Regions from separate parts of the Homo sapiens genome. Here region 2 is linked to region 1. A link is a loop called in an ENCODE intact Hi-C map of the cell type or tissue named here. Cell type or tissue: heart left ventricle. All regions are shown on one strand.

Region 1 (8,000 bases):
CACGGTAGTGGAGATGGAGCCATGCAGGGCCTGACAGCACAGAATCCCACTCAATAAGGTTGATCTGGCTACTTCTCTAGTAAAATTCCCAATAACTTAGCAACTGAGATCAACTGTCAGTCTCTAATATGGCACCTTAAGATAACCAACCAGGCATTTGGTAGCAAGTTGCTACCCTTGGACTTCTGCTCTAAAAGGGACATGATTCACCTTGATTATATTTTAGGTATTGGCTTCCTGTTCCTAACCTCAAGACCTAAGCCAGTTACACTACCACAAAGTTTACTAAATATTTGAGCCATCACACAGGATTCTGCTTATAATCTCTTCAGATAAAGGGAATCATTTTACACAAATGATTAACATAAAAGAAGGAGAATACAACCACAAAGTATATTGGTCTTATATACTGTATTCCACAACATGCCAACAACTGTCAGCTGATGGAGCAAATAAATTGCCTTTTCTCTTTTTCAGCTATATCAAGGTAGAATTGACAAATAAAAAATTGTATATATTTGGCTGGGCGTGGTGGCTCACGCCTGTAATCCAAGAACTTTGAGAGGCAGAGGCGGGCAGGTCATGAGGTCAGGAGATTGAGAACATCCTGGCCAACATGGTAAAACCTGTCTTGACTAAAACTACAAAAATTAGCTGGGCATGGTGGTGCATGCCTGTAGTCCCAGCTACTTGGGAGGCTGAGGCAGGAGGATTGCTTGAACCTGGGAGGCGGAGGTTGCAGTAAGCTGAGATCTTGCCACTGCACTCCAGCCTGGTGACAGAGGGAGACCCTGTGTCAAAAAAAAAAAAAAAAAAAAAATTGTATATATTCAAGGTGTACAATGTGTACCTCTGGGTTATTTAATTAATCTCATGTTTTAGGATTATAAAATCTAGAATTATGTAGATGAAATAATTCAACGTGGTTTTTCAGATGATGTGGCAAAAATTGTACGTCTATATGCAAAAATAAATGTGAATCACACCTTGCACCACATGCAGAAATTATAAAACATCTCCAAGGAGATGTCCAAAAAAAAAAAACCCAAGAGACAACCTTGGGTTAAGTTTAGACTCAACATCCAGCAACATGAATCATAAAAGGAAAATGAAATATATTGGCATTCAACAAAATTAAAAAAAAAAGAACGATTTGCTCTTTGAATGACACTGTTAAAAAAATCAAAGAAAAAGTCACAGTCTGGTAGAAAACATTTCAAAACATATATATATATAAAATGAAAGTCTGTTACTAAAAATATATTTAAAATTTTCACAACTGAATAATGATAAAAAATTAAAAATGGGCAAAATATAAAACTTTATTCAAGGAAATATGTGGATGCACATTAACATATGAAATGATTCTATACATCATTTTATTTAGGGAAATGCAAATTAAGACCACGATGTGGTAGCGTACATCTGTTAGAATGGCTTTAAAGCAAAACTGGTAGTATCAAGTTGTGGTGAGCATGCAGATCAATTGGAAATCTCATGCAATGCTAGTGGTAATGCAAAATGACACAGCTATTTTTGAAAATGATGCAGCTACTTTTGAAAATACTTTGATGCTTTCTCATAAAGTTAAACATCTATTCAGCATACAACACAGCAATACCACTCCTAGGTGGATATAAAAGAGAATTGAAAGCATATGTTTGTATAAATATCTATACACCCATGCTTATATCAGTCTTGCTCCTAATTACCCAAATTAAAGCCAAATGTCCATCAATAAGGAAAATATTTATACAAATTATGGTACATCTAAACAATGGAATAAAAAACAGCAATGCAACAACATTAATGATTCACAAATGTATTAGACTAATTGAAATAAACCAGAAGCAAATGGTAGTGCATATAGTATGATTTCACTCGTATGACATTTTGGAAAAGGCAAAACTATATGGACAGAAAAGAGACCATTGTTTGTTAAGGGCTGAATATGGGAGAAAGAATTGACCACAAACTTGCATAAGGGAATTTTTTTAGATGATGGAAATGCTCTATGTCTTAAATGTAATGATGATTTCTTGACTACATGCATTTATCAGAATGCATAGAACTGTACAACCAAAAGGAATTAATTTGTCTATGAGTAAATTATATCCCAATACATGTAAATTAATTTAGTAGCACAAGAAGAACTTAGGACAATTTCTGGTACAAGTAAGTGTCCAAGAAACACTAGCTGCTATTGTTATCATCATCACCATTATTGAAATGACCAGAATAGTTTTAATAAGTGAATAATAAGCCACAAAAATAATAAGTTACAGTTTTTATAATATAGGATGAGACAGTAATACAAATTTATTCAATTTCATAGTCAAATATTTAGATGGTCAAATGAATAAGACTATAAAAGCACATATAAGCTAAATCTCAAATCTGCATTTAGAATTAACAGTGAATATTACATAGTTTTTTTTTACAGTATTCTAACTAAATTTTCAAAACAGATTAAAAGTGTCTGTGCATGCATTTATTCATGCAATATTTATTGACCATTTACCATGTGTAAGTCCTATGCTATGCACTGGGACTATTAGTGCTATGACCCTGAACTAAATCTATTAGTTTAGAAATTATCAATAATAATTTTACTCTTACATAATCTAGTGTATTGTATAATCAAACATGTAACAGCAGTTAAGTCAAAAATATTCAGAAAGAAAACCAGGGTCAACCTGAAGACTGAATGTATGTTTATAATTTTTAAAGGAGAATTTTTCTGTGCTATATAGTTGGTGGAAGTCAAGTCAACTGGAACAATTGAAGATAAAGTATGTATGTAAATACTGTTAAAGTTAGGAAAAACACTAATGAAAAAGTTTAATGGAAAGTTGGGATCTAGTTATGTTTGAATAAAGAATGTTTCAGTTACCATGGCTACATAACAAATTATCTCAAATCTAGTATTTACAAAAAATACTATTTTACTAATATTGGATTCTAGTAAATTACTGTCACGGATTCTGAGGTTCAGCATGGCTTGCCTCTTCTCCACAATACCTAGGGTTATACTTGGAAAGGCTTGCTGGCTGGAGGCTGGAATCTTCAGAAGACATCTTTCCTCACATGTGTGGTTGTTGACGCAGGTTGTTGGCTGAAACCTAAACCGAGCTGTGCATTAGAACTCCTAAAGTGGCCTCTTCTTGTCTAATTCATATCTTAATAATAGTTGTAAACTCAGTAATAGCTTTTCTAAAACCCCAATTTAAAAATGGGCAAAACATGTTAGTTTATTTAGAAATATTTTTACCTAGAAGTTTATTTAGAGGAACCTGGACCCCTGGCTCATGATTGGGAACAGCACCTCTGAAGGCTGAATGTCTGCATTGAACTTGATGGAGTAAGGATAAATTTTACTCTCCACTGACATCTAGAGGGGGTGTTTTTGGAGAGGAAGATTTGGACTTCTTTCTAGCATGGTGGCTGACAGCAAACATCCTCAGAGAACAAAGTGAATATGCCTAGCATTTTTACAACCAGACCTTGGAATTGTCATGGCGTCATTTTAGCTTATTCTATTGGTTGAAATAGTCACAAAAATCTACTCTGCTGAAACACTTGGGGTTAGGGGTGGCAGCACATTACCATGGGCAATGGGAGGAAAATCAAGATCACATTAACAAGAGCATGAAAGACGGGCCATTTTGGAAGATGCAATCGTCCACAAAATGTGAGTATTTGTCATCGGATTATATGAATATTGATATAATTAGCAATTGGTAGGTCTCCTTTTGGAAATATAGTAATTGACATGAGAGCTAAGTGAACATTACAAAATTGGCCTTAAATAATTAGGTCCCCAGCTTAGTCAGGAGTCTCATTAATCATTTTCATTCTATAGGAAAGTTTGCCATTAATATTCAGGTCATACAAGCAAAAGCAGATATTTATAGATAGCCAGAATCGCACTGTTTAGCAGACATGTATTCATAACATTATGTGCTAAGCACTAACTACACCTAGTAAAGACATCATGTTTTCCACATAAAACTACTATATTAAGTACTCTGCTAGTATGAGTATTTTCTTTTACCACACAGTGACCTGTATTTTACTTTCGGAGAAAAATTTTTTCAGCTTACAAAATGTTAGCTGGATATTTACCACTTTTATTACCTTCATGGAAGTCCAGCTAGACTAATACGCCTTTTGAAGAATGAGCTAAGATGAGGCATTTGATAAATTTCTTACAGCTATTGTTTTCCCTGATATTATTTTTATGGCATGGAATTAAACGTTACAAAATATCAGTTTACAATGACTGGAAAATCCAATTCCCTTAATAGTGAAGAAGGTAAAATCTTCCAAAGAGTATTACATATCTCCAAGCACAATATACCTTGATAGATATACAGCATACCTTTTCCTTAATATAGACAAAATTCAGCATATTGTGGCAATAAAATAGGAATACCAAATGTGTCTTTTGCCAGTATCATTTCTTGAGGTGGCTACAGTCCCATTCCCGTTTCTCTTTGAAAGAACTAAATTCAAAGTGCACCTAACAGAGTGGTGGTTACTCATAAATCTGTTTTATATTCCAGAGTGTTGGAGGAGTGGGGAGAGAGAGTAGTTTCGGCTGATGGGATATTGGTAGAAAAAATGTAAGTTATTTCATTAAAGGTCCTTCTTCTCTTGTTTGATGTCCAAATGGAAGGGATTTGTAGAAGACTTCAGGACTCCAGATGACTCTGAAATACTTAGCAACAGTAGAAGATAACTACATAAGAGGAGCTTGGAACTTTGGCTCACCATGGGGAAGAGCACCACTGAAGGCTGACTATATCTGCACTGAACTTGATGGAGCAAGAATAAATTTTACTCTCCACTAACATCTAGGGGGTTGTATTTTACAGCAATTGCCACCATCATCAATATAGCTGATACTGTGAGACAGAAGGTAAAGTCTGAACAAGTTTATAGCCTCAGTGCAAGTAGCTGAAGAACAAAACCACTAACTCTGTGTGAAGAAGGATATCAAGGTTTTTTAAAAACAATAAAAAATGATAGTGTTGTAGACCTAGTTACGCATCATATAAAATCCTCCCATACCTACCAGCTTATGTATTCATCCTGTCTTTGATCCTGGCCCTTGCCTATTTTCTAAGGGACAGACGTAACGATAACTCAGGGACTTCCCAGGTCCAGACTACTCCCCCTGCTCTACCACCAACAGAAGTTTGGCACCCTCATGCGATGCATTGGCTGACAAGGAAAGACTTACCTTCACATGGTCATGCTGGACCCACGGGTATCTGCTTCTCTCTACCCAGAGGGGCCAAATTACACATCCTCTATGTGAAATGTGAATGAGTCAATGCTCCATGGGGCACACTTATACCAATGAGAAACCAACGAGAAACAGAATATGAGATTTTCTCTTTCTACAAAATTTTAGAAATAAAATAAGAAAAAAATAGTTCACCTAAATTAAGCAAATATTTTCCTATAAAGCACCCACATTTTCTTGCAATAAATACATTAACCTGGAGAAATGTCACTAACATGTCAAATTAACTTCTCAATTAATAAAGGCCAATTTTGATGTATTTCTAGCACTTTCAAGCTAGAAATAATGTGAATAGTTTTAAACTGAAGTGTTTTACACTTTAGTTTTACAGTTTTACAGTTCTGGTAAATATTTGGCTTCTGTGCTTTTAAGTTACTGTTGTAACTCTGAAGCCATATTTTGATTTAATCCTGAAAGGTTTCAGAAAGAAATCATGGACTACAAAACTTGTATAGAGTAACTCTTTTGTTTTAAGCAAATAAATACAACGTTAAAAAATTCTGCATTGGACAAAAGTAAAGCAGTTTAGCTTACTCAAATAAAACACAGCTGAATGATGATCAGTGTATTCTTCTATATGTTATTGTATCTTCAACCTCACCAGACTTTTGGCTGGTAGTCCCAACAATGTGTCCTAAACTTCATATTACCTGTTTTGATGTTGATTTTCACTGCAACTGACCATAAACACTTCAAGTTAGAGACTGTTATTGATATTATTTCTCTTTTTAATTATTAATGTTATGTGAAGTAACAAGCATATAGTAGGGAATCAATAAGGATTAGAGAAATTAACTTAAGAGGAAAAATACACATCTGAAGCTGAAATAAAATACTCAGAAGGGAAGTATTACGGGAGATATTTTAAGGACTTGACATTTCATTGATTAAGATTTCTTTTTTTCCTCATTGTGTAGTATCAAAGATCTTTCAAAAATTACAGGGATATCAACATAGAAGAACATATTTAGAAACATCACATAATGATTCCAAAATATTGTCTTTACTTTTAAGATTTTTTAGAAATCTCTCTAACATAAACTTCCTTGGGAATGGGATCACTTAAGGATAAGGAACTTTGGATTGCTGCAGAGCCATAAATTACAAATTCCAACCAGCTGACAGATTGAACTTTGAAAATAAAGAAAAATGCAAACCCACAAGTTTAAAATGTAAACATGTTGCCCAAAACCATTAAAAAGTCAGTTTGCATGATACTCTCAAGGTTGTTTTTTAAAAAGCCTGTCTGTTAAGTAAAGACAGTATTGTTCACCCTTTGAAGCTGATTCTCAAGAAGGGGTGCCCTTCTGCTACTCTCTATGAAAATAAAAATGAAAATAAAATATAAGGTTTTATTTCCTGCTTAGAGTTGTCCTAGGCCTGTGCTAATGCTTTCTACTGCTTTATTTCTAAAATTTTGTATATGAAGCTATTGCTACAGGAAATCTTTTTTTTCTTAAGACTTTAATACCTGGTAATCACACTACTGTAGAATTACTTCTCTATAAGGACCTTATCAGTAGGATTTAGTAGGCAATTCAAGAAGATAACAAGCCATGAAAAGATTTGGAATTTTTCTGGCTATGAGATAATCAATGATGTTCTATAAAATTCTGGGAATTATATCATTTTGGAACTACTTGCTCTGTGGTTGTTATTGAGTAATTTTATAATCTGACTTTTAGACAAATCACCACATTCATTTATTGATACAAGATTTAGTTATGGAGTCCTTGTTTTACACATGACAGCATGCTAGTGGGCTCGTCTGTTGATTGAAGGGAGAGTAAGTTACAGACCTGGACATTAAGCGACCTGCAGTTTCATAGAGGAGATGACACATGAGTCCAATTACAAAGACATTTGTAGGAAGTTCTAAGAGTCTCACTCAAGGCTCTCATGTCTGCTCTTCTTCCTCTACACATTTGTCTTTTCCTCTCTCATCATTCAAAATTTCATCATCCATCCAGGATAGCGTCAGAAGTTCCAGACAAATACATTCAATTTTTAACTACAATTTTCCTTTTTTCAAGTTACTCTGTTAATCTTCTTCCACTGGAACTCTTTCTCCACTTCCCTGAAACTTATATCTCATTGGCTCTCTCTACTTTTTCTACACCCACTATTCTTTTCTCCTTATTTTTCAACCCATCAAGCTTAGATTTCATGACCCAATCTTTAATTACTTGGAGAATATTTGATCTCTCTGAATTCTGCTCTTCCAAGAACTCTGGCAAAACCCCAAACCAGTTCATACCCACTTTCTTTTTGCCAGCACCTGTAAAGCTAAGCATTGAGCATAGGTATCAATATGAAGCTACCTATTTCAAACTCAACAGAGTTCAAGTAAGTTGATTATATTACATAATTTTTCTACTAGGTAGCCTAGAGCCCATTCAAATTCATCTTGTTCAAAAATAACACTCTCCCTGGGAGAACATTTCCCCCTGTAAGTTTCTCGTTTTATGTCAACCCCATCTACCTAATTACCTAAGCCAGAAATCTATGTGTCACTCTTGATTGCATTGTCTCCCTTACTTGGCAATTTCAATCAATCATAAGATTGAGTCAATTCTGGTAGACATATCCATCTCCTTTTCTAAAACTGCCCTGTTACCTCTTGGTCAAGCCATCATCGTCTTTTGTGTAGGTCATCGGAACAAAGTCTTAATTCACCTCCTTGCTTACA
Region 2 (8,000 bases), 500 kb after region 1:
TGAGTGCCTGAGAATTTTTTTTTTAGTTACAGGTGGTGATAAGATACAACTACTGTCCTTGAGAAGTTTACACTCCTGTGTGAAAACTGTATCAGTAACCAAACAATTACAGAAATTTTATACGTATAAAAGGTAATAAAATAACTATATATATAGCAATAAAAATAGAAGAAAGGAAGATGTTCCTACCTCAGCCTGTTTGTTTCTCAGGAGAAAACTGACACCATGTGGGATTTCGTCAACATGATGTCACCAGAAGAGCAGAGTACTAAAAATAATAAATGTTTTTCAGGTTCACAAGAGTGTAAAGGATGTTTCAAGATCGATCTAGGAAGGGAATATAGACTAGGTAAAAGTACAGAGATATAAAGCAGCATTGTGTGTGCAGAAAACAACAGAGTTAGGTACCATGAGAATTCACAGGGCAAGAAGGGCTTCTGAGAGTTGACCCTAGACAGGTTGTCCCAGGGCACAACAGGAGTTTGAATTTTATCTTCTAAATGACTAGGAAGCTTTGTTTGAAGCGCCAAAGGGGCAAACAAACTCATACAACAAAAATGTCATTTTTGAAATTTGTGGAAGATGGACTACATGAAACATGCCGTATGTTTCTTTATTCTTTATTGTATCCCTTTCTTTTGACTTAGCATTTTCTGTAGTATTTTCTATGTATTTCTATAAAATATAATTATCATTTTAATAGAAATACACCATTTTACCAGTATAACAAGAAAATTGGTTTGTTTGACATATATATACACACAATATATATATTATGCAGACATTCATTCACATATACATATCTGCATGTCTTTCATGCATTTTTACATAGTTTAAAAAGGCATATAAAACATAATGCTCTGTAAACATTTTAATAAGTTAAAAGTATATCATAAAAATTTACCAGGACTTTAAAGTTTCTTCTCAGGGCATTTTTATGCAACATAGCACTAAATCATATACCTGTATTCTAATGTATCTGAAATTGCTTATATTTTAACATTCTTTGATTCTTTGATATTATAAAAAGCTGGTGGGGTATGAAGTCTGACACCTGTGGTCCCAGCAACTCAGGAGGCTAAGGTAGAAGTATTGTTTGAGCCCAGAAGGTTGAGGCTGCAGTGAGCCATGTTCACACCACTGCACTCCAGTCTGGGTGACAGAGCAAGACCCTGTCACTCACACACACACACACACACACACGCACACACACACGCAAAAGCACATAGTGATGGTTAATTTTATCTATGAACTTGATTGGGTCACAGGGTGCCCAGATCTGGGCTCAAACATTATTCTGAGTGTTTCTGGGAGGATATTTTACATGAGATTAACATTTAAATCAATGGAGTGAGTAAAGCAGATTGAACTCCATTATGTGAGTGAGCCTTGTCCAATCAATCAGAGGCTTAAATAGAACAAAAGGTGGGCCCTCTCCCTAGTAAGAAAGAATTCTTCCTACCTGACTACCTTTGAACTAACACATTGGCTTTTCCCTGTCTTTGGAATCAAACAGAAATCTCACCTCTTCCTGGGTCTCTTCCCCTTTCCTCCGGGAGTGGAATGTTTTCTTTCACTTTGTTTTCCCTTCCTATGCTCAAGGAAGATAGTTTTGTTTTAGTTTACACCCACAGTTAGTGGATTCTTCCCCTTTAACTTTGGCTTCAAATAAGAGATAATTCTAGAAAGTAGGTAGAGCTTTGTACCTAGCATCACCAAGGGGAGGAAAACGTCCAGCTTGTGAGTGAGTGCAGAGCTTTCTCATGTTTGGACTCTCTGACATGCTGGCTAATACTTCGCTTTTTTTTTTTTCTTACTCACCTTTGCAGTAGGTAACTCTTCTTAGTGCCCTACTAATGGTGAAAAAAAAATTGTGAGTTCTCGCCTCGGAAGGGTTTGTTATACTTTGGAATTTAGTGTAGTTAGTTCCTTATGACTGCAGCTTTATGAACAGTTCAAGAAAAGTTATGATTTTGTTGATCATCCAGATTCTTCTAACAGTGTTCTCTGACAGTTTTATACATCCTAAGCAAAAGCTAAACTCCTTTGAATTAGTTCTTCCACATAAATTTTAAACTTGCTATTCTGAGTTCCCTCTAAAAAATATTCTGTTAATATTTTTATTGTGATCATGTTAAGTGTATAAGTTATGGAGAACTAATATTTTTATAATGTTGAGTTTTCCATGGACTCAGCCTTCCACAGTAAGGTATGACATCATTTGATCAAATCATTCTGCATCCCACACGAGTTGTTTATTTTAACTTTATTATTTTTCAGCAAATCTTTAATATATTTTTTCATGCTCCTTTTTAAGATTTTAATAATTTTTTATAGTTGTGAAGGGAGCTTTTCTTACATTATGTATTTAAACTACTTGCTTTTTATATATGTGAAAGTTATGACAATGCTATTATATTGTATACAGTTTTTACTTGATTTTCTTAGTTTTCAGTAAAATAGTGCTATGTTCTTAATGTTTGTGTCCCTTCCAAAATTTATATGTTAAAATCCTAACCCCTAATGTTACAGGCGGAGGGTTTTGACTACCAATTGTGCAGGTTCTGGGCATTCTGAACAAAAAATTGGACAAAATATGCAGACAAAGTAATGAAAGAATAAAGCAATGAAAGCAGAGATTTACTGAAAAGAAAGTACACTCCACAGAGTGGGAGCAGACTCAAGCAAGCGGCTCCAGAGTGCTGGTCACAGAATTTTCTGGGATTTTAATACCCTCTAGAGGTTTCCCATTGGTTACGTGGTGAGTGGCCCCCGACCAGTCTGATTGGTTATGGAAGGCAACCAATCAGAGGCTGAAGTGAAGTTACAAAGTTATATCCCTATGCAAATTTAGACTAGGCCCACCACCAGACTGACTGGTTACAGGAGGGGACCTATCAGAGGTACTTTCCACTTTTTATCTGCAAAGCACAAAAGGGGAGGGCTGCCAAAGGAGTAGCCGTTGATCCTTTTGTTATTTGGGCATGGAAAGTTGGGGTTTCCTTTAGATTTAATTCTAGGAAGTCAGCATAAATTGGTCTCAGGTTTCCTGCCTCCAGACTCTATTCTCCTGCCTCACCAAGATGATGGCATTAGGAGGAGCCACCTTTGTAAAGTGATTAGGTCATTGAGGGAAGAGCCCTAATTAGTGGGATTAGTACTCTTATAAAAGAGGCCCAAGAGAGACCCCCAGCCCCTTCAAACAGGTGAGGACACAGCTAGAAGACAGTTATCTATGAACTGAAAATCAATCTTCCCCAGACACTGAACCTGCCAGCATCTTGAATCTGCTTGTCCATTATGGTTGTAAGCTCTGCTGTCACTGTCATTCTTCCAAGACTCAGGCTTATAGAGCAGCCAGTGATTTTGACATAAGCATTGTCATTACAGAGGAAAAGAAAGGGAGCGTGGCAAAGCACTCAGTGGCTTCAGAGTTTCCAACTGGAAGTCATACTCTGCTTTCATTTTATTGGCCAATTTAAGTCACTTGGCTCACAGTTTACTAAAGCAAGTCACACAGACACACCTAACTTCAAGTGGGTAGGGAAGTACAATACTAACATGTGCTTGGAAAGAGAACCAGAAATATTTGGTAGACAGTTTATAATGACTACATAAACTGCTTCTTAGCTATGGGACCTTAGGCAGGTCAATTAACATTTCTAAGCTTCCAACGATTAATAGAAAATATTACAGAGGGCGCTTTTGAAGAAATAAACTAATACATGGGAAGTATTTAATGTAGTGCCTGAAAACCCCAGTAGTGAGTAAATGTGAGTTATTATACCACCACCACTATCATCATCATTATTGTGAGTTATAGCTAAATCAATTTTACTCAAGTATTGTTAAAAATATTTTATATATGTTTGCCTTGGATTGTCTAATTTTTTTGAATGATTTATGTCTTTGACTCATTTATTAATCAGAAAAATTCATTTTTCATTGTGATTATTTTCTTAATTATTTTAGATTTCTTGGGGAACCATTGAGCCTATATATTAACACTTACATTAATATCTACCAGAGAATGAATGAGGAAAAAAGACCTTTTGGGTTTAATACATATTGCATTCAAATGGCACTTTTCTACTCCTCAAATGATTCACATTAAAAATGATATATTATTCAAAGTGCCAATTGAGATAATAATTCAAGACTGTAAGACTATCACAATTTGTAAAAATATAAGTAAAGGCATATATTGATTGCTCTAATGTATGAATGTTTGTGTGTATACATATAAATATAGCTATATAATGTAGTCTACAAAAAATAAGTATAGGACAAAAACTAAATTATTTTTCATTTGTAATTTTTACTTCTCAATATATGCATTTCCCTCTTCTCTAAGAAAAGGAAGTGGAAACAAGTTTTTTCTTAGGAAGATAAGATTCTGCTCATCAACCATTTCACTATTATGTACCATCCTTAACAAAAATAATTAGAAAAGTAGGGAAAAAATACAAGAAGTCAAAAAGCCTTTTCCTATTACTTACACACAATCATTTTAAAGAGAATAAGTAGGCTGGGTGTAGTGGCTCACGCCTGTAATCCCAGCACTTTGGGAGGCTGAGGTGGGTGGATCACGAGGTCAGGAGATCAAGACCATCCTGGCTAACACGGTGAAACCCCATGTCTACTAAAAATACAAAAAAATAGCCAGGCTTGGTGGTGGGCGCCTGTAGTCCCAGCTACTTGGGAGGCTGAGGTAGGAGAATGGCGTGAACCTGGGAGGCAGAGCTTGCAGTAAGCCAAGATCACACCACTGCACTCCAGCCTGGGCGACAGAGCGAGACTCCGTCTCAAAAAAAAAAAAAAAAGAGAATAAAGAGAATAAGTAAACCATATGTAAAGGAGAAAATATTAATGCAAAATATTTAAAATATTTTAATATTAAATTGAAGACTCCAAGTTTAAAGTTTTTCGTTACAATGAAAAAATGCCCCAGATTCATTCTTTAAACTAAGTAGTGAATGACACTTTAGGGTTTGAGTTTTATAAGCTCTCATAATTTTTCCTTTTTTCAAAGAACAAAGAGGCATTGATAAAATTCTCAAATGATGCTAAAGAAAAGTTTTACAGATAAGCAGGAAGAGTTAAACAATAGCTACTCATTATGCTTTTAAAATTAGATTTTAGCATAATTTAGATTTAGATTTTAAAATTAGGTTTAGCATAATTTTCTTTGTTATTTCCTGAAACTGCTAAACTATATTTCTTAGTAATAAACTCTTTTCATATGTGAATATCTGTGTGTGGTCATATAGATTTTATATTGCTTCAAAACAGAAGAACGATTAATAAGGACAATTTAGAATGCAGAAACTAAGCTACACAGACTAAAATGTGCTAATGTAAATGAGTAGAACCTCAACTGAAAAATCTTTTCTAGAACACGTGACCTTTCCAAAAGAAGTGAAGTGTTCCATATACTTAACTTTTTACAGAAGAAACAGAAACGGAAATATTATTCACATACAAGATACATCTATCAAGTCTCAAAATAATATAATGAAGAAAATCAGATCAATAACTCTCCCTTTGTAAAACGTCTCTGCTCCCTCCTCCCCGCACCCTTGAACAGAGTTAATGGTCCCAACCCCTCTATTCTGTCTGTTTTCCCTGTAGATCACTAACTACACTAAAACAGAAGTATTCTAGCAATTCTTGATAAGACTGTGAAGTCTTTGGGTGCAAAGTATATACCATTAGTGTCCAGTACAGCACCTGACACAAAGTAGGAATTTAATAAACATTAAAAAATCTGTGTTAAGCACAGTATATAGAAAAATAAATAAATAAAAATATAAAAAGAGAGGAAGGAAAGAAGCGAGGAGGGAAAAAAAGAGAGAAAATAAAATTGACGAAGTCACAGAAAAATGATACAATCTTTTAAAAGTCATTTGAATTGATAAGAAAACTTCTTTTCCTCCAGTTTCTTAACATGGAAATTATGCACCCAGGTGCAGTGGTTCACGCCTGTAATCCCAGCACTTTGGGAGGCCAAGGCAGGCGGGTCATGAGGTCAAGAGATCGAGACCATCCAGGCTAACATGGTGAAACCCTGTCTCTATCAAAAAGAAAAAAAAAATTAGCTGAGTATGGTGGCCCGCACCTGTAGTCCCAGCTACTTAGGAGGCTGAGGCAGGAGAATCGCTTGAACCCCGGAAGACGGAGGTTGTGATGAGCCAAGATCCCACCACTGCACTCCAGCCTGGTGACAGAGTGAGACTCCATCAAAAAAAAAAAAAAAAAAACCATGAAATGTATGCATACACTGAAGTACTTGAAGCTGTCAACAACCATTTGCAATATTCTTATAAAATAATAAGATTTGTGTACTTGTTTTAACTAGAGTGTACAAAATATAAAGTGGGGAAGAAGAGCATAATAAAATTATAAAAAATAGTAAAGAAATGGCTAAAAAGGCATAGCATTTTAAGAGAAGTTCTTCTCATTATGCACTCTTTTCTATATGCAAATAAAGTGAACAGACAGACATCTGTGATTTGACATATAGTTGATGGGAAAAATCTAATTTCTTTTGTTTTAGTGGTATTAAAAACTTCAAATCTGGTTTTAATGGTACTAAAACCTCTAAAACCTTCAAGTCTGTGTTTAAACCTCAGGCAAGTATTGGCACCTAGGCTTAACACAGGGAAGAGGTGACTGACAGACTCAATTTTCCCTCAAAAGGCATGTCCTACAGACACTCAGAAATGGCATTTGGGTATAAGCTTAATTCATTAAAGTTATTTTCTATTCTCTTAAAAACTTATAGGCTTTTTTCCTTTATGCTTTTGATTTTTTCTATGTGCTGTCTCAAATTTTCTTTTTTTTAATTCTTAATTTTGCAAAAATAGACCCAAAAAGGGATTTACTTGAGCCTTCTTATTGCAGTATTTCTCATACCACGTGAGTTCTTGCTCTTCCCTTATCGCACAGGAGTTGTTCAGAACAGAGCTGTTGTGTTTAATGGGTGTCTGAAAATCTCTTGTAATGTTCTTTTGGTTCACCTGCTTCTGTTTATTTGGTCTCTAATTTCTAATGTAAAGTATATATAGCTTGTGCAGTTGCCTTGAATTTGGATGTGCACCAGCTGCTTAAATTTGGGTTAGTGTCACATTCTTCTTCCAGGTAGAAATGTTTATAGGGTTTTTGTAAAGATGTAAAAGATTGTCATATATTTATCTTTTCCTTGTTGAAACATTCTCTTAAAAATACAGGGATAAATTTTGGCCAAGCTAAATAAATGTGAATAGATAGGTCAGTGTCTGCATATAGTAAGTGCTTGATAAATATCAGGAATCATGAGAATGATGTTGATGAGTTCCAAAAAATCATCATATTTATCTACTCAAGAGTCCATTTTGTTTCCTTAAGTGAAAAGTCATATGACTGACGTCTTTATATTTCTTGCCTCAGTGATACAATATGGAAATTTGAAATCTATTTCTTCTTTTGGCGATAAATACTTATACACACACAGTCATGCATCAATTAACAATGGGGATACATTCTGAGAAAAGCATTGGTAAGTGATTTTGTCATCGTATTGTTACTGGGGGGTCCTTGCTCATAGAGCTTCCAAGATGGCGGCAGCCTCGTGTTCTCTGACCTGGGGTTCTTGGCCTCACGGATTCCAAGGAATGGAATCTTGGGCCATGCGGTGAGTGTTATAGCTCTATTAGAAGCCATGGGTCATGGAAGAGAACCATGGAACCCAGTGACTAGTGTTCAGCTTGATTAGGACGAACCCAGGCACTTAGCTGTGCAGGAACAATGGCAAGCCTTTAGCCTGATCGGGAGTGGCAATGGGTGCCTCGCTGGATCAGGAGCACAGTGGACACCCTGCCAGATCTGGAGGGATGGAAGTCAGCGACGGGTCTGCAACGGCGGCAAACAGCAGTGGTGGATGGTGAGCAAAAGCTCAGCTTGAGCCGTAACAAACACGGACCAGAAGAGTGCAGTTGCAAGATTGAATAGAGTGAAAACAG

What was found. Hi-C counts contacts between places; a loop is a spot of excess contacts. Peaks named below come from ENCODE experiments on the same cell type or tissue, not always from the same donor. Only the 100,000 strongest peaks of a DNase experiment are listed, where the experiment ranks them.
Region 2: a loop joins it to region 1, with 2.3 times the contacts of the local background. A loop is called at or near these places in 2 of 110 quality-filtered maps.

What each region holds. Positions count from the first base shown.
Region 1 is chr21:27,357,835-27,365,834 of GRCh38, reverse strand. LOC124905003 (a long non-coding RNA gene) reads left to right here and starts at 1,303. Exons shown (of 2, transcript XR_007067831.1): 1 at 1,303-4,921. In heart left ventricle, a CTCF peak has its summit at 3,391 (motif pointing left); no DNase peak of the experiment used is centred here.
Region 2 is chr21:26,861,566-26,869,565 of GRCh38, reverse strand. The region is part of intron 1 of LOC105372760 (a long non-coding RNA gene); the gene reads right to left. Among named protein-coding and RNA genes, the nearest start is that of ADAMTS1, 20 kb to the right of the region's middle. In heart left ventricle, no CTCF peak of the experiment used is centred here; no DNase peak of the experiment used is centred here.